Linked DNA regions of Homo sapiens: region 2 is linked to region 1. A link is an interaction called in ENCODE POLR2A ChIA-PET data of the cell type or tissue named here. Cell type or tissue: IMR-90. All regions are shown on one strand. Each heading gives the region's core, and the rest is flanking DNA. Links, peaks and the distances in the headings are about the cores only. Region 1 overlaps BCAR3 (BCAR3 adaptor protein, NSP family member). Region 2 overlaps BCAR3 (BCAR3 adaptor protein, NSP family member).

What was found. ChIA-PET counts read pairs that join two places held together with the same protein. Peaks named below come from ENCODE experiments on the same cell type or tissue, not always from the same donor. Only the 100,000 strongest peaks of a DNase experiment are listed, where the experiment ranks them.
Region 2: POLR2A ChIA-PET joins it to region 1 with 15 read pairs; 2 of 35 experiments call an interaction of 5 or more read pairs at or near these places.

Annotation. Positions count from the first base shown.
Region 1 is chr1:93,638,470-93,649,594 of GRCh38, forward strand. BCAR3 (BCAR3 adaptor protein, NSP family member) reads right to left here. Exons shown (of 12, transcript NM_003567.4): 3 at 3,835-3,874. Among named protein-coding and RNA genes, the nearest start is that of BCAR3, 38 kb to the right of the region's middle. RefSeq lists a silencer at 524-818 and enhancers at 947-1,582, 4,048-4,097, 5,582-6,303. In IMR-90, for the core only: no CTCF peak of the experiment used is centred there; no DNase peak of the experiment used is centred there.
Region 2 is chr1:93,575,581-93,586,705 of GRCh38, forward strand. BCAR3 (BCAR3 adaptor protein, NSP family member) reads right to left here. Exons shown (of 12, transcript NM_003567.4): 6 at 8,438-8,541; 7 at 6,721-7,373; 8 at 434-549. Among named protein-coding and RNA genes, the nearest start is that of BCAR3-AS1, 11 kb to the right of the region's middle. RefSeq lists an enhancer at 9,129-9,641. In IMR-90, for the core only: no CTCF peak of the experiment used is centred there; a DNase peak (open chromatin) is centred at 4,601; H3K27ac peaks cover 977 bases.

The DNA of each region.
Region 1 (11,125 bases), core at 1,445-9,444:
ATCTGGGCAAGTGCAATGGGGCAGTGAGTAGGTTGAGCAGTATAGAGATAAAATTCTACTTCATAATTTTGCCTAGGGTTATTGGCTCTAAAAGATATTTCCTCCTATTAAAAAAAAATGTTTGGTTTTATCTAGGGTAAGGTATGCTAGGTACGCAGAGGAAAATTCCAGAGCTGTACGCCAGGAACCGAAGTCACTAGCTACATGGTAAACAGCAGGAGGAAGGTGGAGCCACTCTGGAGGGTTCAGCTTTCCAACCTGGAAGAAATCTTTCCTTTCAATGCAGGGAAACAGAATCAATTACGTTTGACCACAGAAAAGGACCTCATGATTAGACAAAAGTTAAAACCAAACTATCAAGATGATCATGTTCTGAGCTACTGTGGGGGGAAAAAATTGTGAGGAGAGAAGGTTAGGAAAAATGTGAAAAAAAACAAAATTCTCTCCTGTAAGTGCCAGAATTAAAGAGACGGAAACAGTGAGGAATGAGATTCCCCAAATCCCTGGACTACTTTGGATCTGCAATTTATTTTCCTCTCACATCCAAATATCAAATTGAGCCTTTGGGGTCTTGGTGCTGTCAGGAGTCCCAGCAGGAGGCCAGCCTGCTGGACAAGGTAAAAGAGCTGCCCAACAGCCCTGGGGCTTCCCAGCCATGCATATTTTCCTCCATTCCACTTGGGATGAACGACCGGTAGCTAAGCAACCGAGAAACCGGTCCCCTTTCACCTGGCATGAATGTACTGCAACACAAACGGTGCACGGTGCTAGGAGGACACACATACAAACTGCCAGAGCTGAATGTTGGATTCTTCCTCCACCCAGCTCTCTCCTGCCATGACACTGCAGTCCCCTCGCCCCACGAGCTATGAGGGTCAGCCTCAGAACCTTGTCTCTCCCAGACCCAAGGAGGCAGGAGGCAGTCCCAGACCTCTCTCTTCTATCTGGGCACTGAAAAAACCAAGGGAAGATGGTTGGAAAGTCTCCGATGGGGAGGGGAGCAGCATTTTTTTTTTTTTTTTTTGAGATGGAGTCTCACTCTTGTCACCCAGGCTGCAGTGCAATCGTGCGACTTCAGCTCACTGCAACCTCCGCCTCCCAGGTTCAAGCAATTCTCCTGCCTCAGCCTCCCGAGTAGCTAGGATTACAGATGCCCGCCACCACACCCGGCTAATTTTTGTATTTTTAGTAGAGACAGGGTTTCACCATGTTGGCCAGGCTGGTCTCGAACTCCTGACCTCGGGTGATCTGCCCACCTCGGCCTCCCAAAGTGCTGGGATTACAGGTGTGAGCCACCGCACCCAGCAGGGGAGCAGCATTTAAAGACACAGGGAGGGAGGGAGACCTGGGGCTGGAGCTCCTGCCAGTATTTGGACTGCTGTCTGTTGGCCACAACTGGGTGCTTCCCCTGCCTGGATGAGACTCAGGATAGGATAAGACTCCCCCTATTCTGGAGTCAAAATGGATCCTAAAATTTGGCTTCTTGATGCTTGTTTTTTTCGGCCAATGAATCTGAACCTACTGGAAGGGGCCTTTATGACACAACATAATTCACATAGAACTACTTTTCTCCAAGCTCAAGAGGCATTAAGTGCACAAGCGGATTGTAGATAAGAAGTTAAGGGGGTCAAACTGCACCTCAGTTTAGCTGCAACTCTCTCACCTCCCTTGATTTATCTCCAGCCATGAGGCACCAGCTGGCATCAACTTATGAGGCCTTCCTGGCACTGGTCAGCCCGGCTCCACAGGGCAACTAAGTGTGAGAAGTGCTACAACAGACCCAACCCAAGAAGATGGGTCCCTGGGTCCCCTTGGACCTTTACGTCAGAGACCTCTATGAATGTGCTTTCAGAGCCTTAGTGTCCATAGAGGCAAATGAAAATACATACCCTACATTGGCTCAACACATTCCCAAACCATCCCTCTAAACCAAGGGTGAAGTGAGAAAGAAAAAAAAAAGTGGTGCATTCAGGAAGGATACAGACACATGATTTATAAGGCTCTGACTAGATTCAGATCAAGTTAGGAGGAAAGGGTACCCTTCGGAATACCTCAACAAGTTCTTGAAAAGGAGAACCCTCTGAACCTCAAAGAGCAGTTCCATCACATCTCACTGTCAGGAGAAGGCAAAGAGAGCCCAGATAAACAGAAGCCACTGACAACTCCAATATCTCTTCTTTGTCAATACCACTCAACTCACAATGATTGATATTCATAAATGAGATGCAATAGCTTGCATAATACCTAAACAGGCCATTCCAAAATCCTCTATATTTAGCTTGAGAATGCACTACCAAATTATCTTAAAAGGGTTTAGACTTTTGTAAAAGAAAAAACTGGTATTGGAGTAAGAAGAAGGCAGTACACTTGCTGAGCACAGCCAGACTGGCCCGTGGTAGGAGATAGCCAATTTCTGAAACAAGGCATGGAGTGATTTTTAAAGAGCTGTTGTTACACACTGCAGAATTCTAGAGTGCATTTTTTGTTAAGTCATATCACAGTCTATGCAAATAGCATCCTCTAATACTTTGCAATGCACAACCTGCACAAAACATGTGATGCATCCGGGAGGGACACAGATACATATTTATAAAGCTCTGGCCAGATTCTGGTGTGGTAGCCCTGCAGGTTTAGGATTATACATTTTCTCCCATGAAAACACAGCTCAGTTGTCATTCAGGTATAAGAGATGGGAAAAAAGAATATCCACCTCCATTCCAACAAACCTCACTACGACCGCCCCAAGTGGCCAAGTGGTTCTACTGGAGCTTCCTCCTCTTCCGTCCATCCTCTGGTCTTTTAAAGAGGGAGGAAATGGCAGAACTCTGGGGGAAGGCATGGGTACACACAAAAGCGACATGCCTACATACTCTGAAACTAGGATGCTGCTGCCTTTGGGATAGCGAAGGTGGAATGAGACTCCTGATTCTAAACTCTAACTCTTGCTACGATTTCTCCCAAAAAATAAGTATGTTGTCATAAATCCAAGAAACCAAATGTGAGAATCAGACTTCTTTCTTCTGTAGGAGGTGACAGAATACAGTTTCAAAAATAAAAGAAAATAAAGCAAACAGCAACACTGGAAAATGCGGAGGCAGAGGGAAGAAGTGAAAAGCATCTTTTCTTCCTGCTCCGAAGAAATACATTATTTAGAAGGGTTGAATACTTAGAAGCATTGACCGCCAGTCCGGCTGGAAAGTAACTAAGTACCTAATATTACTACTTGGCCCCAGATTAGCCCTGAACAAGAGGGTGGCTGTTGGAATGGAAAAGATGACTCATAAAATCTCAGGGAGCCTTCGGTCCTCCACTGAAGGTAAATATGGGTCCACAATTCCTCATCTACATTCCAAAATCCAAAAAACTCTGAACACTAACATTAAAAAAACCTTACTTGGCAGCAAACTCATTTGGTGGCAAAATGTGACCTGAACTACACAAAATCATTTGTCATCTATTTATCCCTCTTAGTGTGAATATTCTTACTTGTCACTGTGAAAATAATGAGTGTGATTATGGAGTGCTGACCCCAAACCTCTCTGGGAGTATTACTATACGTACCATATTACCTTTCTGGAAAACAAACAAACAAACTCTGAATTTTAAAACACACCTGGCTCTAAGGCCAGATAAGGGTACCTGTAATAGGATGACGTGAGACCCCTACAAAATTTACCAAAGGCCTAAGGGAGTCAAATTTCCTCCCTGTTGTTTTGGAGAGTCTAATCAGCTTTTTACACAAACCAGGCTGCAGCATTATTTAGCAACTCTGTGTTCCAAATGGGAAATCTACTACCCAGGGTCACGGCTACATGTTTAATTCTCATTTCCTACCTTCACATATTCCACAGTTGGGTCCAGAAGATGTGGATCCCTGAAAAGAGAAAATATAAATATGAGAATGGTTGGGAACGATGCATTCTTACATTGAGTATAATGTGTCCAACATTATTTCACCCTATTCACTAAGTTACTAAGCTGGGCCCCATCTCCCAGGCAGTATTCACAACAGGGTGTGTGTGGTGGGGTGGGAGATACCACCATGACCTCAGTCTAGAAGCTCCCACATGCTTTCCTGTCAAATTCAGGCCCCAGAATGTTAGAGTATTTACATGTGGTAATTCTAGATTTACTTGAGCATAGAAAGTGAAAGTCTGAAGCATAGAGCTCAGGGGAGGGCAGAGGTGGGAGACAGGCAGGACTGGGTACGGGAACGTGTGGCACTTTCGGTCACTGGTGGTGTCTGGGTTAATCCCCAGAACGTCCCCACCAGTAACTGTGTTGTGCCCACATTGACAGTAAGAAGAGAGAGGCTTAGGTGGGTGGAGGGGCTGCCCCAGGTTGCCCAGTGCCTGGGTGATGGAGGGAACGGAGCCTTCTCTTCTCATCGCTGGCTGTTACCCACCCACTCCTGGTGAAAATCTCAGCAATTCATCCTACTGTTCTGTGTGCCCAGTGTTTTTATTCCCCCATATGGGCCAGGTGTGGTGGCTCATGCCTGTAATCCCAGCACTTTGGGAGGCCAAGGCGGGAGGATCAAGGCAGGTGGGGAGTTCGAGACCAGCCCGACCAGCATGGAGAAACCCCGTCTCTACTAAAAATACAAAATTAGCTGGGTGTGGTGGCGCATGTCTGTAATCCCAGCTACTAGGGACGGTGAGGCAGGAGAATCGCTTGAACCCAGGAGGCAGAGGTTGCGGCGAGCCAAGATCACACCATTGCACTCCAGCCTGGGCAACAAGAGTGAAACTCCATCTCAAAAAAAAAAAAGAGGCCAGGCGTGGTGGCTCATGCTTGCAATCCCAGCATTTTGGGGGGGCCGAGGCAGGCGGATCATTTGAGGTCAGGAGTTGGAGACAAGCATGACCAACATGGTGAAACCCCGTCTCTACTATACTAAAAACACAAAAAAAACCAAAAACAAAAAATAGCTGGGCGTAGTGGTGAGTGCTTGTAGTCCCAGCTACTTGGGAGGCTGAGGCAGGAGAATTGCTTGAACCCAGGAGGCGGAGGTTGCAATGAGCCAAGATCACGCCATCGCACTCCAGTCTGGGTGACAGAACAAGACTCTTTCTCAAAAAAAAAAAAAAAAAAAAAAAAAAAAAGAAATTTTTTTAAAAATACAGAGAGAGAATAAAACAGTAGTTATGGGGATGGGGGCAGAAGGCAGAGGAAATGGGGAGATGTAGGTCAAAGGATAAAAAGCAGCAGATACGTAGGATGAACAAGCATAGAGCTCTAATGGACAACATGAGGACTATAGGTAATACAATTGTACTGTATATGGGATTCATGCTGAGTAGATTTCAACTGATCTTGCCACAAAAACAAAAAAGTGGATAACTATGTGAGATGATGAATATGTTAATTTGCTTCAACTTTAGTAACCTTTTAAATATTGCATGTATTCCATAGCATCATGTTGTATATCTTGGATACATACTGAGGACTAAGCTCAGATTTTTTAATCTTGTCCAAATTCCTATCTAAGGGGTCTGGAGAGTCATGCCCTACAAACCATAAATTCTCATCAGATGGGTTTTATTTAACCCTATATATCGTGACTTACTTTCCAATCTGACTCTGGCATAACATGTGACAAGAAAGTCAAAATATTTTACCCCAAAACATGTTTCTTTGCCATATTTTGGAATGGCCCTGCAAAACTGTCCTTTGTGGGGGAAAATTTGCATCTGTAAAGAATCTCTAGTAACATAGCTAAATCTTTTTCTTCCAGGCCCTCCCAATCCTAAAGAAATTAACTAAAAGTCTAGCACCTTTTAAAGACTGGAACAGGAAACATTTGTCATCTGTTGTCTCTAAGGACAGCCACTATAAGACTTCAAAGGAACCTTGGTCTCCACAATCTTTTATCTTAACCTGAACATTTCCTTTCTATCAATCCCCAGTCTTTAGACAAACTCAACCAATTGTCAACCAGAAAATGTTTAAATTCACCTACAGCCTGGAAGCCCCTGCTTTGAGTTGTCCCACCTTTCTGGACCAAATCAATGTATTTCTTAAAAGTATTTGATTGACGGATGGCTCATGCCTCCCTAAAATGTATAAAACCAAGCTGCGCCCCAACCACCAGGGGCACATTCTTTCAAGACCTCCTGAGGGCTGTGTCACAGGCCACGGTCACTCATATTTGGCTCAGAATAAATCTCTTCAAATATTTTACAGAGTTTGACTCTTTTCATTGACAATAATTTGATGCCCAAACATGTGGGGCCTCAGAGAAGACTCAGGACCCTGAAGGAGTTGCCCAAAACTGGAGCTAAGGTACCAGCCAGGGCCCATTGAAGCCTCACCCAGTTTGAGCTTCTCCTCTGGTGGAACTGGTAAGTCCTCCTGAGCTCTGGACCTCCTGTTTTGGTTGATGGTCCTTAATTTATTCTTGAGCTGATTTTTCTCCTAGGAAGTTGTTGTTTAAGAATCCTAATTCCAGTTCGAAGGTGCATTCTAAAGGGTCTCCTCTATTGCTTTTTCTCTCAGAATTAATCTCAATTTGGCTTGACTGTGCATATTTGCGTGAGAAACTGAACTGTTGTTTTCATAGGTAAATGAGAGACTGAGTTTTTTCAGCTCTGAAGAGAAAGGGCATTTGCTCCTCCCAGCCAAAAAGCGCCCATGGGTGACTGGGGGCCTCGTGGGAGTGTCTAGGGGGTTGGCCCCCCACAATGTGCAGCAACCCTGCAGGGAAATCCTCAGTGCAAATTAATTTTTAAAATGGCTCATCCAGGACACATATCCATCCACCACACAAAAATCCTAGGCCAGAGCTCAGTTCCTCCTTTCAAGGGGGAAAAAAAAAAATGTGAGAAAGAAATACTCTAAAAATAAGGAGAAAATAAGGAGAATGATCCCCTTTTGAGTACTCTGTAGGTTTTATGGCACCTCTACTTCCCAGAGTTTATGTAAAATAGAAGTAATATGGTCTTTGTGCACATTTACATTAAGGAAAAAGAACCCTAGGGTCGACCTGCAAACTATAGAGTTCCTAAATTCTCTTTTTCTGTCTTCCTTTCTGCCTACTTTAAATCTGCTGTTACTTTTCCACTGAGATAAAAACCACTGTTTGGATCTAACAGTTTTTTTTTTCTTGCAAGCCAGTGAATTTATACTTATTTCATGGCTAAAGTACTAAAGTAAAGCTACAGGATCTTTGTGTGTGTGTGTGTGTGTATATATATGTATCCATGTATATTTAAAAGGCCATTATAGACTATATATGCATTTTATGATATGCATATATTATACATTATATATACATGATATATAAATATATAATTTTATAATATTTATGTTTAATTGGCAGCTAAATTTATTTTAATTTCCCTCTAGCACACCAAACTTTTTCTCCCTGTAGCTTATAATGTAAATTTTGCTATCGGATCTTCACCTAAGTTCTTTCCTTTCATATGAAAATTTAGGACTATTTAGCTGAGAACTGCCTAGAGTGATGCAACATGTTATTAAGAATTTTTAACTAGAAAAAAGGAAAAAGGAAGTCTTTATGAATCTATAAAATGTATTTCTATCAGCATGCCTAAATACCTCTATGTATTTATACATTGTGTAAACAGTGTTTCACTACTAAAAATATATAAAGAGCTCTAATTAATTGGCTTAAAAAATATATAAAAGCACTTAATCAGATACTTAAAAGACTAGTCAAATGCTTTTAGACATAACCCTATAAAGTTTGAATTAGACAAAGATATTTTACCTTTAATGAGAACATTAAAAATAAAATGTTTTCCTGTAATTCTTAAATTGGAAATTACCCAGATACCCATGACTTAAGTAAAATCTTTAATAAATAAGGTGGCTTTAAAATTATTGGTAGGCTGGTCACGGTGACTCACGCCTGTAATCCCAGCACTTTGGGAGGCCGGGGCATGTGGATCACCTGAGGTCGGGAGTTCAAGACCAGCCTGACCAACATGGAGAAACCCTGTCTCTACTAAAAATACAAAATTAGCCTGGCATGGTGGCACGTGCCTGTAATCCCAGCTACTTGGGAGGGTGAGGCAGGAGAATCACTTGAATCTGGGAGGCAGAGGTTGCGGCGAGCTGAGATGGCGCCACTGCACTCCAGCCTGGGCAACAAGAGCAAAACTCCGTCTCAAAAAAAAAAAAAAAAAAATTATTGGTAAAATACTAGCAATGTTTATCCCTGCAGAATACTATAACATTTGCCATGAGGGTTATCAACTATAAAACCCAGCCCAAGACAGAATAATCTTTGCTTGTGTATACCTATGAAATATTGTTGGCTTAATGAAAATAACTAAATGCTGAGTTATTGGAATAAATAACCTTAAAATTAAGCATAAGTTTTATTACTTAAGTAAATACCTGAAATTCACAGCTATAAAAATAGTTAAAAGGAAAATAACTTTAAATATTAGCTATCACAGTTTTTGTTAATAGTCTAGGTAAACTATTACATTAATCAGATAAATGTAATGGAATAAATGCTTACAAACAAACTTGTCATAATTTAGAATCTAAGGTTATTATTTGATATTAAGTATCTGGGTAATTTCTGATTTAAGAATTACAGGAAAACATTTTCTTTTTAATGTTCTTATTAAAGGTAAAATATCTTTGTCTAACTCAAACCTCATAGAGTTATGTCTAAAACAAGGTAAAGGAATCAGGAAATAAGAGATGAAAAGAAAGTTAAAGATTTAAAGAGGTATTTTTGGTAAAGAAGGTAAAAAGGAAAGTAATTTTATAAGAATGATTCTTGTGTGGTGAATTTTTGCTCTAAACATGAATGCCCCTCCCACAGAATCATAGGACTGTTTAAGAAGCCTAATCAAATTTGCTGTCTTAGAGATGCACCTCCTTGCTGGGAACCCAAATCCTTTTCACCAGAAAAGGTAAAATGTTCTAGGGGTAAAAAAGAGTTCCTGAGACCAGAACATAAAAACATACAGGTTAACAGAAGTATAAAATTTAAGATGTTTAAACAAGCTTTATTTAAATTAAAGCCAAATAAAATTTACAAATCAGCTCCTCAGTTACACTAGTGGCTAGCAGCTAGCATGACCCAATTATAGAATATTTCCAACACTGCAAAAAGTTCTACGGGACAGTGATATTCTAGAGAAAACACTTCTTCTAAATAGAAGGACACTCTGCTTCCAAAGAGACCCTCACTTTGCTGCTCTTGGTTATGACTTAGTAACTAAAGTACCAAAGGAGATTTGAAGCGCTCTCACGTATAAGGTAGCCCCAAACAATGGCATCTGAGACCAGCTGTACGATAAAGTTCCTATGTATTGTTTTCTTGAAATATGTTTTTTTTTTTCGAGTCTTGCTCTTGTCGCCCAGGCTAGAGTGCAATGGTGTGATCTTGGCTCACTGCAACCTCTGCCTCCCGGGTTCAAGCGATTCTCCTGACTTAGCCTCCTGAGTAGCTGGGATCGCAGGCATGCACCACCACACCTGGCTAATTTTTGTATTTTTAGTAGAGATGGGGATTTCACCATGTTGGCCAGGCTGGTCTTGAACTCCTGACCTCAACTGATCCGCCCACCTCGGCCTCCCAAAGTGCTGGGATTACAGATGTGAGCCACCGCGCCTGGGTCCATCTTTTCTTTTTCACTTAAAATTCTGAAATATCTGGGTGCCAGTGGACTATCTCTACATGAGGAAAGTAACATGGGTCAATCAAACACGACATAGCATTGGATGAATGACTCAAATTAGGGAAAATTTTATTAAAGCCATCCAAAGCCATTCCCTTGAAATGTCTGCAATAAAAGCAGGGCTTATGAGGTGAGGGTTGTAGTTCTGCTTTAGTGAGAGGCATAATGGGATGGAGGAGAGAGGTGCTATGTGTAGAGGTAAATGGTTTGATCTTGGTAAATGGTAAAAGTACCAAAAGCTACTCTTGGTAAATGGAAATTACACATTAAAAATGAAAAGGGATGGTCTTCAACGAGGTTTGACTGAAATAGAGACCCAAAAGGAGACTCGTTAAAAATTAAGGTCTTAAATGAATGACATTAGGATAATTAAGAAAAAGAAAGAATAAAATAGAGAATTTTTCGTTAACTGGCTAAAGAGGTTTGAGGTTTGTCTTCCCAGCTTCTCTCCTAAAATCTCTAACATTAACTATCATCAGTCAGTGCTTGCTTATATTTCCTCCTACTTGTGATTAAACCTTCCTAATTCATAACAGTACTCCAGTGTCCTGACAGCAAAACTGAGGACCAGCTATTTGGAAACCCCAAGTTACCTGAGGAGCCTCATTTTCCTCTTCTGTCTGAGGCCCGCCATCACTCCAGCCAAGACGGCCTCTCCCAGCCAGTGGGTCTTGGTCCAACCTCCTCCAGGAAGCCCTCCCTGAGGTACCTTCCCTCAGCCTGGCTCCTGGCTGCAGCTTCCCTGGTCTGCACCACTCCTGCAGGCTGCCCTGTGTCATTAGCTGTCATTCCCCCTGCTTGGACCTAACTTCCACAGTGAGACTGACTGCTCTCACTGACTGTTCCCTGCTTTAGAGGGCAGGGAACTCTTCTTGAATACCAGCTCCAGCTTCAAGGAACCAGAGAAGAAAAATTAAGATGCATAAGAAAGCTCTAGTAACTAGGATAAGAAGACTGAGAACAAGGAGAGCCAACTGCTGGAAGCAAAGGGCCCTGGGCTAAGGGAAGACACAGATTGCTCAGCAACTCCTAGTTTCCTTCTCTTCTGCCAAGAGAAGTGTGTTATGGTGGAGGGCCAAACAGGAGCACAGGGGAGTTCACCCAGGGGTGGGTTGGGGGACATCTTGAGTGCTGGGTCTGCACAGACAAGCAAGGCTATGGGGACAGCACAGGACACCTTGTCTTGAGGTGGTTCCATCTTTGTGTGGGGACACTGCTAACTGCAGCCAGTGCTGCCCCAGAAACCACCCACACACAGCACCTGGCTTGGCCAACTCTGGTTATCCACCTCTTTCCCAAGAGCTTGAGGTTTAGCCAAAGAGAACTAGCTTAGGAAGTGTGGTGAGTGTTCACATGCCTCTCTAGAGAAAGGGAAAAAAAGATTGTTTCAGCTTTCAAAAGGTGAAAGGAAAAAAAAAATCATGTAGCTGGGAAAAAAAAAAGGCAAAAGGAAAAGGGTT
Region 2 (11,125 bases), core at 1,038-9,037, 63 kb before region 1:
TTTCCCACAAACTCCTCCTAATTCCTCAAGCAATCTTAACCCCCAAAGAGACAAAGGGGCAGCTTGCTGGGCAGGAGACCCAGGAGACTCCAGGTGCTGGGGCCCCAGCTCTGCCCCAGGCTGCAGGATCTGTGACTCCTGCTCACACAGGCCAATTGAGTCACTGGCTTCAGGCCATCTATTCTCTCCATCCACTCCTCCAGGAGCAGGGACGGGAACACATTCTTTGTTCCTGAGTTGTGCTGTCTTTGTGTGCAACTCCAGGAATTCTCAGGCTCAGGCTTCTGGGAAGAGTCGCTGTAGGCCATGCGCCCTGAAGTACTGTTACCCCAGGGCTAGGCTGGTGCTGCGCCTCTCTTTGTTCTAAAACCTGCTGCTCTGATGCCTGGAAGGAGCTGGGAGGGTCGGAAGTGCAGAGGACGGCACTGCTCACCTTTCAATTATGTCCAGGCGCAGCTGGTGTCCGTGAGGCAAGGTAATGAGTTCCAGGCCTGAGCTCACCCCCATGTTCCTCCTCATCTCTTCAGAGACTCCAAGTATCCTAGCAACCTGTCAAGAGCCAAAGTTGAAATACACTGGATCAGGAAGTGGGCTTGCCTGATCATGAATTCAGCATATGAGAAGAAACACACTGAACTACGATGGCGTGGACACTTTATGAGTTACATTTCTTTATAAGCAGCTGCTGACAATGCTGTTCTTATATGATGTTTAGGGTGTTTAAATACACATAGTACAGTATAAAACTTAGGGGGAAAAGAAAGACTGGTGGGAGATGCTGACACTGCTCTGCAGATCTACAGATTTGTTAAGTGTTTCTGCCCAGCCAGAGAACAGTTTAGTTCTCTGAGCTTTTGTCTGACACCGGCCGGATCCTGCTGCGACGTTTTGCTGCCAACAGCAAGGCTGCATGTGTTCGGAGCTGACCGATCCCCTGCAGTGGAAGAGCAGAATCTCATCCAAGAGCCTCTCCGCTGTGGGCTTTGCCATTCATGTTCTCACTTAACAGCCACAGCTGGCTGCTATTACCCTTAATTACGCTTCTCCTGGGCTCAGTAAATGCTCTATACGTCTGGAAACTATTAAAAATGTGTACAGTGATTGGAAACCTGAGCTCTCAAACACTCTTCTTTCTCCTGAGAGGCTTTTCTTAAAATCTTTGTCCCAGACAGCTCTCAACCCATCTCAATTCTAGTATGTAATCTCAGTTTATTAGAATCAGGTATTAGTTATTACAATGTCATGGAGAAGTGTTACAACTGAGCCAGTGTGTCTCTAAAATGGGGCCAATAGGCCAGGCAAGGTGGCTTATGCCTCTAATCCCAGTGCTTTGGGAGGCCAAGGTGGGGGGACTGCTTGAGGACAGGAGTTTGAGACCAGCTGAGCAACATAGCGAGACCCCATCTTTACAAAAAAATTAAAAATTAGCCAGGCATGGTGGTGTGTGCCTGCAGTCCTAGCTTCTTGGGACACTAAGACAGGAGGATCACTTGAGTACAGGAGTTTGAGGTTGCAGTCAGCTATGATCATGTCACTGTACTTAAGCCGGGGTGAGAGCAAGACACTGTCTCTAAAAACAAAAGAAAAATTAAACGGCGGCTAATGACACCTCACAGCACAATGATGTACTAAGAGTGGAACTAACAGATGCAACAACAAGTCTAGCCACCTGAACACACGGCAGGCATGGGACGGTTCCTCTCCTTGATCTGGTACACTTGTCCTCAACCTTAATTACCCCAGGCTATCAAAACACATCTGGATGTTTAGGTGGTATTACTAACCCTACCCTGTAACTTCTGTGGCTGAACTACTGTCAACCCTGAGGGGATGACCCTGTGGATGAGCTCTCTAGTGGTAGACGCCACGACAGGATGCAGAATTCCTACTGTGCTCCTACCTGTGCTCTCTGGGCCTCAGTTTCCCCTTTTCTAACATAACTGCTAAGTTCACCTTTCTCAAGGACTTTGCAAAGGATTCAGATAACTTTAGAACCCCTAAAAGCTACCTGAAAATACAAGTTTTGAATCATCAGCCATGTGGAAAGGGGAAGAATTCTGGCCAGATCTTGGGAAAGAGATTTACAACTTGACCTTGGCAAGGCAGCCCAGACGCACGCCATGCACGCTTCCTCGCATATTTAGACAGCTGCCCTCTGTCAGAGGTCCCAAACCCTGTACTTCTGAGGGGTGTCCCCCACGCTCTGGGTGGCGAGATTAAAAGGCCTGTGATTGATTCAGGTTTGCTCTGGAAAACCTGGCAGATGGGCGGCGGCCCCTGCTCTCCAGTCTGCATTTCGTCGGCACATATATGCCATGCCTGGGTCACTTCCCTGGAGCCACGCCTGCTTGCCTGAGGGCTGAGGGGATCCCAAGCTCACACCGCAGGGCCTGCATTAGGTTCCCTGACAAATGCCCAAGGTTATGCAGCTCACTGACACAAAGGAAGGACAAACATGTCTAGAGCATTTACTGTGAGCCGACTCCACAGGGCAGGGTGGCAGAAGCACCCCCGATGAGGCTTCCTTCTGCCCTCCAAATCTTAGCTGGTCTGCTCTGCTGCATCTCTGGACTCCACCCTCTGCTCCTTCTTCCACTGCCTTGGAGGCTGCTGCACGGACCCAGGAGAGCCCTGATGGGGTCCCGGCCCAGCCCTCCTCCCAGCCGCAAGGGCCTTTCTAAAATGCCATGAGATTGCCTGGCTCCACTCACTGGTTCTGTTCCCCTTGGCACAGAGGATCAGATCTGCACCCAACTCAACTGTAAAGTGCCTTGAAGGCAAGAAACTGGTATGAGCCCAGAAGTAGAGACTTAGAAAAGACGTATGAAGCCCTCCCACACCCCACCCCTAACCCCATCTTCTTCCACCCACACAGAATGAATCTGCTGTAAACCAACCCCTCTCTCCATGGGTTTTGACAACTAAGTGTCTGTGCATGTGCGTTGCCTGCCGTCTGCAAGATGCTTTTGGTGTTCATCGGGCCAAAGATGCAGCCTTCCAAACTCATCTTGGACATCTCTGCCCCATCTCCACACCCAACTCCCTGTTCAAGGCCCTGCCCAGAGGCCCCACAGCTCCTGTGCCTTCCCCTGCAGGGCGTTTCCCACCTGGGTTGTGGCCCAAGTTCCTGCATCACTGTCCCTCCCCAGCCCACCCCCACCTGATAGCAGGTGCTCCAAGAGCAGAGACCACAAGCTGCCCTGGCACAGTAGGCGCTCAGTCAAAGCTGAATATATAACACGGATAAACACTTAGTGCTCACTGTGGGCTAGGCAAGGTGCCCTGGGCTTTTAATATATTATTATCTCATTTAGTCCTCGCTGACCACCTGGGTAGCTGTATTCCTTACAGACAGGCACAGAAGGGGAGGCTGTTCAGCTGATGTGGCAGAGGCAGGATTCAGGCTCAGTCGGGCCAAGTGCTTCACTACTGGTCCTCACTTCTAGCTATAGGCAAAGACCTTGCGCACGGTGGGAGGGGCTCAGTGGCTCCTAACTAGGCCCTTGGGGGGTGGGGGCATGGACACAGCAGGACAGGGAGCCTGGAGGGCTCTTAGGACCACCCACTGTCCTGATGGCCTATCTGGGCATCTGCCCACATGGCTGGGAACAAGCACGCGGGGCCCAGATGCTAGCCAGAGCCTGCTCTCAGCTTCTGGGTGGCCCTGTCTGGGCTGCCACTGCACTTGGGATAGGAAACAACAGGTCTTGTTGTATTTCCCTCTTAGAGATGCTGATTGTGCCCGCTTGGAAGTCAGTGGTTCCAGGAAGATAACATGGAAATGGTGGTAGACTCCAGAGACAGGGAAGAAGGAAGTTTCAACATAGCCCTGCCCTGGGGCTGGGTGGGCAGAGTCCAGGCTAGCTCCTGCTCGCTGCCTGGGGACCCCATCCAGCCCCTTGTCCAGGGGTGCCTGCAGGCAGACATGAGAGTGAGGCCCCACTAGGAGGACAAAATGCACCACAGCAAGCCAGGGAGACTGCATTCTTCAGTTGGGAACATCCTTGGGGTCTAGTTTCATGGCTACCAAAGGTAGTGGGCAGGTCCCAGGCCTCCTGCCAAGGGCGGGCAGGCAGGCATCTCTCCTCCACCTAGAGGATCATTAAGCCCTGCCCAGGGCCACAGGAAGGATTCATTCCCCTGGGAATCGGGCTGCTCTGTAAACCCAGGCCTGTTTCTACGAGGAGCTTCCTCTATGGAGAACCCACGCAGGTTCATACCAGGCCAGAGTCTCCCTCCTGGCCCACTGACATGGTTCTGCTCTCAGATTCAGGGCCCAATGTGCCTGACTGACTAGAACAGAAATCCTCAATCCTCCTACCTCCCAAACAGGTTAAGCTCGCTTTAAAGTGAGGTCCGGATAACTTCGCAAATTGCGTGACTACCTGTGAGCACTGCCCGAGGCCATCTGGCCAAAAGTACAGCAGGCCCTTGTTCTTCCAGTGCAGCCCTGGCTCTCTTCTCAAGGCCTGCTCAGCAGAAGTCCACCCTCAGCCCCACCTCCCAGGCCTGGGCAATGAGTTACTCTGGTTTCTGAGTCATCCCTCAAGTTCTGTTGTCAGCAAGGGTCTTGTTTACTCCAGGATGGTCAGCAGCTGCCTAAAGTTCCTCAAGCCTGTTTTGGGGAGCCCTCCATCAACTTTGGCACTCCCTGCAGGAGTGTTCTGAGACTGGACTTCTTGCCATGATTCAACACATAGGAAGGAAAACCCAGTTCCTAAATAAGCCCTGACGTCTGAAGCTAATTGACTTCACTGAGCTACAAATAAAAAAGGGCTTCAAATGCCCAGGAACCAGCCTCTTTATATTGAAAAGATGGACCGAGCCCACCATCGCCTGAGACAACATCTGGTGTCTAGAATACAGTCAGCCCTCCTTATCCGTGGCTTCTGCAACAGTAGATTCAACCAACCAAGGATCAAAAATATTCAGGAAAAAAAAAAAAAAAGCTGCATTGGTATGAAACATGTAGACTTTTTTCCTTGCCATTATTCCCTAAATAATGCAGTATAATAGCTATTTACAAAGCATATACGTTGTATTAGGTGTTGTAAGTAATCTAGAGATGATTTAAAATCTACAGGAGGATTGCATAGGTTATATGCAAATACTATTCCATTTTATATAAGGAATGCAAGCTTCTGTGGATTTTGCTAGCCACTGAAGGTCCTAAAACGAATCCCGACGGATCTGAAAAAGTGACTTAATCTCTCTTAAGGATGAGGTTGCTTTGGGACCACCTATGAACAAAAGTCACTTACATCTAAAATAAACGTTTCCTACAAAAAAATGGTGATGGGCCGGGTGCGGTGACTCACACCTGTGATCCCAGCACTTTGAGAGGCCAAGGCAGGCAGATCACTTGAGCTCAGGAGTTCAAGACCAGCCTGAGCAACATGGCAAAACCCTATCTCTACAAAAAATACAAAGAGTTAGCCAGGTGTGGTGGCATGCGCCTGTGGTCCCAGCTACTCAGGAGGCTGAGGTGGGAGGATCACTTGAGCCTGGGAGGCAAAGGCTGCCATGAGCTGTGAACGCACCTCTGCATTCCAGCCTGGGTGACAGAGTGAGACCCTGTCTCAGAAAAAAAAAAAAAGGTGACAATGTAAATATTTAATCACATGGAAAGACAGTCATGTTTGTCAATGAAAGGTTCAGGGTTTGGAATAGTGTGTACAGACCTGTGGCAAACAGATATTACACATGCAATTATTTACATGTATCCATTTACAGAGAAAATAATAATGTTTTTGCGTAAACCAAATGCTGACAATGGTGATCTCCAGGAAACTGGATTTGTGTGGTTTTATCTTTTAATCTGTATTTTAGAATTTTTTTTTTTTTTTTGAGACAGAGTTGTGCTCTTGTTGTCCACGCTGGAGTGTGATGGTGCAATCTCAGCTCACCACAACCTCCGCCTCCCAGGTTCAAGCAATTCTCCTGCCTCAGCTTCCAGAGTAGCTGGGATTACAGGCGTGTACCATCAAGCCCAGCTAATTTTGTATTTTTAGTAGAGACGGGGTTTCTCCATGCCTCAGGCTGGTCTTGAACTCCTGACCTCAGGTGATCCACCGCCTAGGCCTCCCCAAGTGCTGGGATTACAGGCTTGAGCCAACATGCTCCGCCATTTTAGAATTTTTCTAAATTGAGGAAGGATTATTTTAAAAATCAAGGTAGCTTTAAAGATGTTTATACTAAAGATCATTTTAGTAATAAAATAAATATGTAATGCATAAGTATAATGTAATAAAAATAACCAAGGTCTGCTACTCCAGAAACTACATTTTCATCTACAATCTACTCTCCTGTAGCTTTGGCTTTACCAATTCTGATGGAGCTGAGGCAAGGGGGTAGTTTATAAATAAGCACCAGGTGTGAGGAGGATTCTGTTGCAGCTGCTGATGCCAGCAGGGGTGGGTGGGAGAAGAGGGCGGCCCCCACCCCCGGCAGCAGCCTGCCATCCCTCTGTCTGAGATGAATTTTATAAGCTTCCTGCTTGGGCAAAGGTTGTCCCAGCTTGTGGTTCCCACCCCTTAAATAAATTCCCATGCTGGTGTTATCTTCAGACTTTCCTATGGGCAAAGCATTTAATGGGTGAGGCAGAGTGAGGCCAGATGGATCCCCTCCTTCCAAACCTACAAAAGCCAGAGGAGCACCGGGACCCCTAGCTCTTACCAAACCTTGAAAAGCCAGAGGAGCACCAGGACCCCCAGCGCTTACCCTGCAGTCCATGCTCAGTACGTGCTGGGCGATGACCTTGGGGTCGTTGTTGGTGAACAGTTCTTTTGCACGTTTCAACATTGCTGTTTCCAGGGGCTTATTCTCAGGGGGAAGGAACTTTGACTCAAACTCGTTGGGCCTGAAGGAGGAGACAGTCTCCAGGAGGGGCGTCACAAACTCGCCCTTGTCCCACTGCCCCTTCTCCATCTGAGCTGCCGCAGGTTCCCAAGGTCTTTCCCTGTCATCATCATCAAGGATCAAGTAGTTGACGCCAGAGTTCCGGGGACCTGGCGCCTCATTCTGCTTGGCTGTGAGCAGTTCTGTGTGGCTTCCCTGGGCACATGAGGGTAGCTTTGCTCCCCTGCCGCAGCCTGTGGCAAACGCTGGGTTCAGTTCACAGTAGTTGGCCTCTGAGTTGAGCCAGGCAGAGGGAGACGAGGGAACCTTGAGGAACGGCACCTTGCAGGGCTTAGGCGGGGGCTTAGGGCACAGTTGACTGTCTGATCCCCTCAGCGCCTCCCCAGCCCTGGCGTCTGAGGAGACCCTCCGAACCACTGCTGGGCTCAGGGCAGGCTCGCTTCCCGTCCTGAACACAGGTGAGTTTGGGCAGGGGCTTGTGTCCACACCCGAGGACTGAGGTGGCAGCTTGCAGCCTGTGGGGGATAAGAAAAGGTCAGAGAAAGCTCATCTGTGTGGAGAATATAAAACAAACAAAACCAGAGTGGCAGCTCCCCAGCCCTCCATTCATGCCCTTGGGCTTCAATTTTCATTTTCATTTCCAAAAGAAAATTCAGTGTGACTGTCCCACGCCCAATCTCAGGGAGTCTACAGCATCGTGAGGGCTGGGCTGGGCTTGCCCCATCCCACACTCCTGGGTGCAAATAGAAATCCCGGGGACTGCTGACACCTGGGCTACAAATGTTGTATGGTCATAGAAGGCTGGGACAGTCAGAATGATAAAATATATGAGCGAGGAGGGCATGAATAATGTAATCTTGCCCTAAGAAACAGAAGTCGTTAGCCACCTAAAATGCCACTCTCAAAGGGTGGATCCCAGCCAGCTTCCAAAGGAGAGCTGGAGACAGGGAAGGGAAAAGAGACACTGGGGTAACCTACATGGAGGTAGTTTACGCAGGGGCATTAGGAAAATCCCTTTGTGGTCCCAGGGAAAGTCAGTTATGAAAATAATGAAAACAACCCCCTGTCTTACTAATGTAACTGCTTAGTAGGTCTCCCCATACCCCATACCTTATCACTCTTCCAGCCTTGGAAGCAGAATGGAGAGGAAGGGGAGTTGGCCTGGACAGCTGTTCTGCCAAAAGCCCCAGGATCCACCCGCCCACCCGGGAAAAGGGAGTAGGCTCATTTGTCATGAAGACTACCAGTTTTTAAATGGGCTTGAATCAGAAAACCTGGGTTCAAATGCTGGGTGATTCTGGACAAGTTACTTAACCTATCTGTGCCTCAGTTTCCTCAGCTGTGAAATGGCAATAATCATGCCTACCCTGAAGGCTTGCTACGAGGCCTAAAAGCTGGCATACGGTGTCTAGCTCAGTGCTTCGCCGCCGGATATAATTCTGCAAACCCATTCCCCTCCAGGCTGCAGGCCTGAGGCCTTGTGTCGTTTTCGAATGAGACAACTAGATGGGGCAGGGTAACAGCCTGAAGGAAACCAGGGTAACACTGACGTTCTCCCTGAAAATTCCCCGAAACATACCAATCGGCAGGTAGCTCTCTGACTGGTGGGCTTTGAGGGACAAGGCTCTTCTGTCCTGCATGTGATCCAGGCAGGCGGGCTGGCTACCACTCTTTTCTTTGTTTCTGAAGTAAAAGACACATAGGATGGAAATGTGTTACTAACGTGTAAAATAAAACTTTTAGGCAATGCCATGGGAACTTAAACAAAAACAAAAAAAAAGAAAACTGCTCAGAACGAGAGTGCTACAGCATACCCTAAAAGTAAAGGAATGACCGCTGGAGAAACAAATTACTGATGGGACGATTAATATATGACTGTGTTGTGTACTCCATCCCCCTGTCCCCATGACCAATGCAGCAGCTGAGTCCTAGGATGCCTCCTCTGGGCTGTTCCATCCTGTTGAACAGAGTAGGGTAAAAGTTTTACGATACTCCCGGGAAAATCTGATGAACTGGAATGTGTACTTTTAACAGAGCCTAAAATTACTTACAGGCCCAGAGGGAATGGCTTGCCTAACTAACATGCATTTTCCACATGCTCCATAGTGTTGCAGTTAGGAAGGAAGCTGTGGGGAAACTTCCATTTTGGTGCAAATCTCAGCATCCCCCAAATAACCTGCAGGACTGCCTGGGGAGGCTGCCATCCCCAACCTCCTGGCTGCTCTCGGGGGACCCCCACACAGCCTCCTCCTGCTGAGCTGGGAAAAGGCACCGGCACGGTCACCAAGCAGCAGTTGGGAGGCACACTGTGTAACCACACAAGGAAAAGGTGGAAGGTAACTTTCAACACACTCGCTGTTATTCCTTCTGTCCCTTTCCAATTCAGACTGGGAATTTCTCCAGCACCAAGCACCAGAATCTCCCTAGCTAGAGACAGAGGCACTGCACCAGCCAAGTTGTTATGAACTTTAATTGGCCTTCCCATAAGCATAAAACATTGTTATGTTACAGAAATCACGAAGTTCTTTCCTACCTTTACAAGCACCAAAGAAAAAACAAATCAAAAAACCCCCAAACTCCAAGGAACAGAGAAATTCCAGCAACCTTTCGAAGATAAGACAAGACCGAGGGCAAATTACAAAAGGAAATATCTCCCGAGAAGTGATATTTAAGCAGTGACCACTGCGGCTGGACTCCAGGGGCCAGAACGGCAGGGTGTGGAATGCAACCTGCCTGTGAGCACACACCTTCGCCCAGGGCAGGCCACCAGCCAGCCAACTAGCAGGCCCGACGTCAGGGCAGGTGGCACCTGGCCAGAGCTGCATAAGGGAGCCACTGAAGGACACTGGGGCAGGGCAGCAGGCCATGAGCCATCTTTTCCCCTCCTCCCACTTAAACATTTCTGGGCGTGCTGCGTGTACAAAGTGGTGACAAGTTCTAGGAGGATCTGCATTCCAAAGGGCAAACAGAAAAGTGGCTCTATTAGGCCTGACTTGTTGACTTAAGAGACTTAGTCTTTTTTTCATTTCTTATCTTAAAAAGTTTTTAAACCAGGATCATTCAGGGCCAACTAGGAGGCCTTCCCTGCAGCAGTGGTTCTGTTATCCTGCCGAATACACTCCCACTCTGTGCATGACATTAATTCCCTGCTTCGACCATTCAGCAGCCTATCCTTCCCAAAGGAAACAGAAGAAAAGGTACCCCTTCTAACACTGTAAGGCATCTCAAGTCCAATCCTATTACTATGAAAAGGAGGATTTCTAAATATCAGGTCTTGCCTCCCTCCTTGCAATTGCCCTGAGTTTTTTTGTTTGTTTTGAGACAGGCTCTCGCTCTGTTGCCCAGGCTGGAGTGAAGTGGCATGGTCATGGCTCACTGCAGCTTCAACCTCCCAGGCTCAAGCAATCCTCCCACCTCAGCCTCTCGAGTAGCTGGGACCACAGGCACACACCACCATGCCCAGCTAATTTTTATATTTAAAAAATTTTGTGCATACATAGTAGGTGTATATATTTATGGGGTACATGAGATGTTTTGATACAGGCATGCAATGTGAAATAAGTGTATCATGGAGAATGGGGTATCCATGCCCTCTAGCATTTATCCTTTGAGTTACAAACAGTCCAATTACACTCTTTATTTTAAAATATATAATTGTTTTGACTACAGTCACCCTATTGTGTTATCAAATAAGTCTTATTCATTCTTTCTAAATTTTTTGTACCCATTAACCATCCCCACCTCCCTCCCATCCCCTACTCCCCACCCACTACTACCCTTCCCAGGCTCTGCTAACCATCCTTCTACTCTCTGTGTCCAAGAATTCAGTTGTTTTGACTTTTTGATCCCACAAATAAGTGAGAACATTTGTCTTTCTGTGTCTGGCTTATTTCACTTAACATAATGATCTCCAATTCCATCCACGTGGTTGCAAATAACAGGATCTCATTGTTTTTATGGCTGAATAGTACTCCACTGTGTATATACACATTTCCCTTATCTATTCAGCTGTTGATGGACACTTAGGCTGCTTCCAAATCTTAGCTATTGTAAACAGTGCTGCAACAAACATTGGTGCAGGTATCTCTTTGATATACTGATTTCCACTCTTCTGGGTATATACCCAGCAGTGGGATTGCTGGATCATATAGTAGCTCAATTTTTAGTTTTCTGAGGAACCTCGAAACTGTTCTCCATAGTGGTTGTACTAATTTACATTCCCCTCAACAGTGTAGGAGGGTTCCCTTTTCCCCACAATCCTCACCAG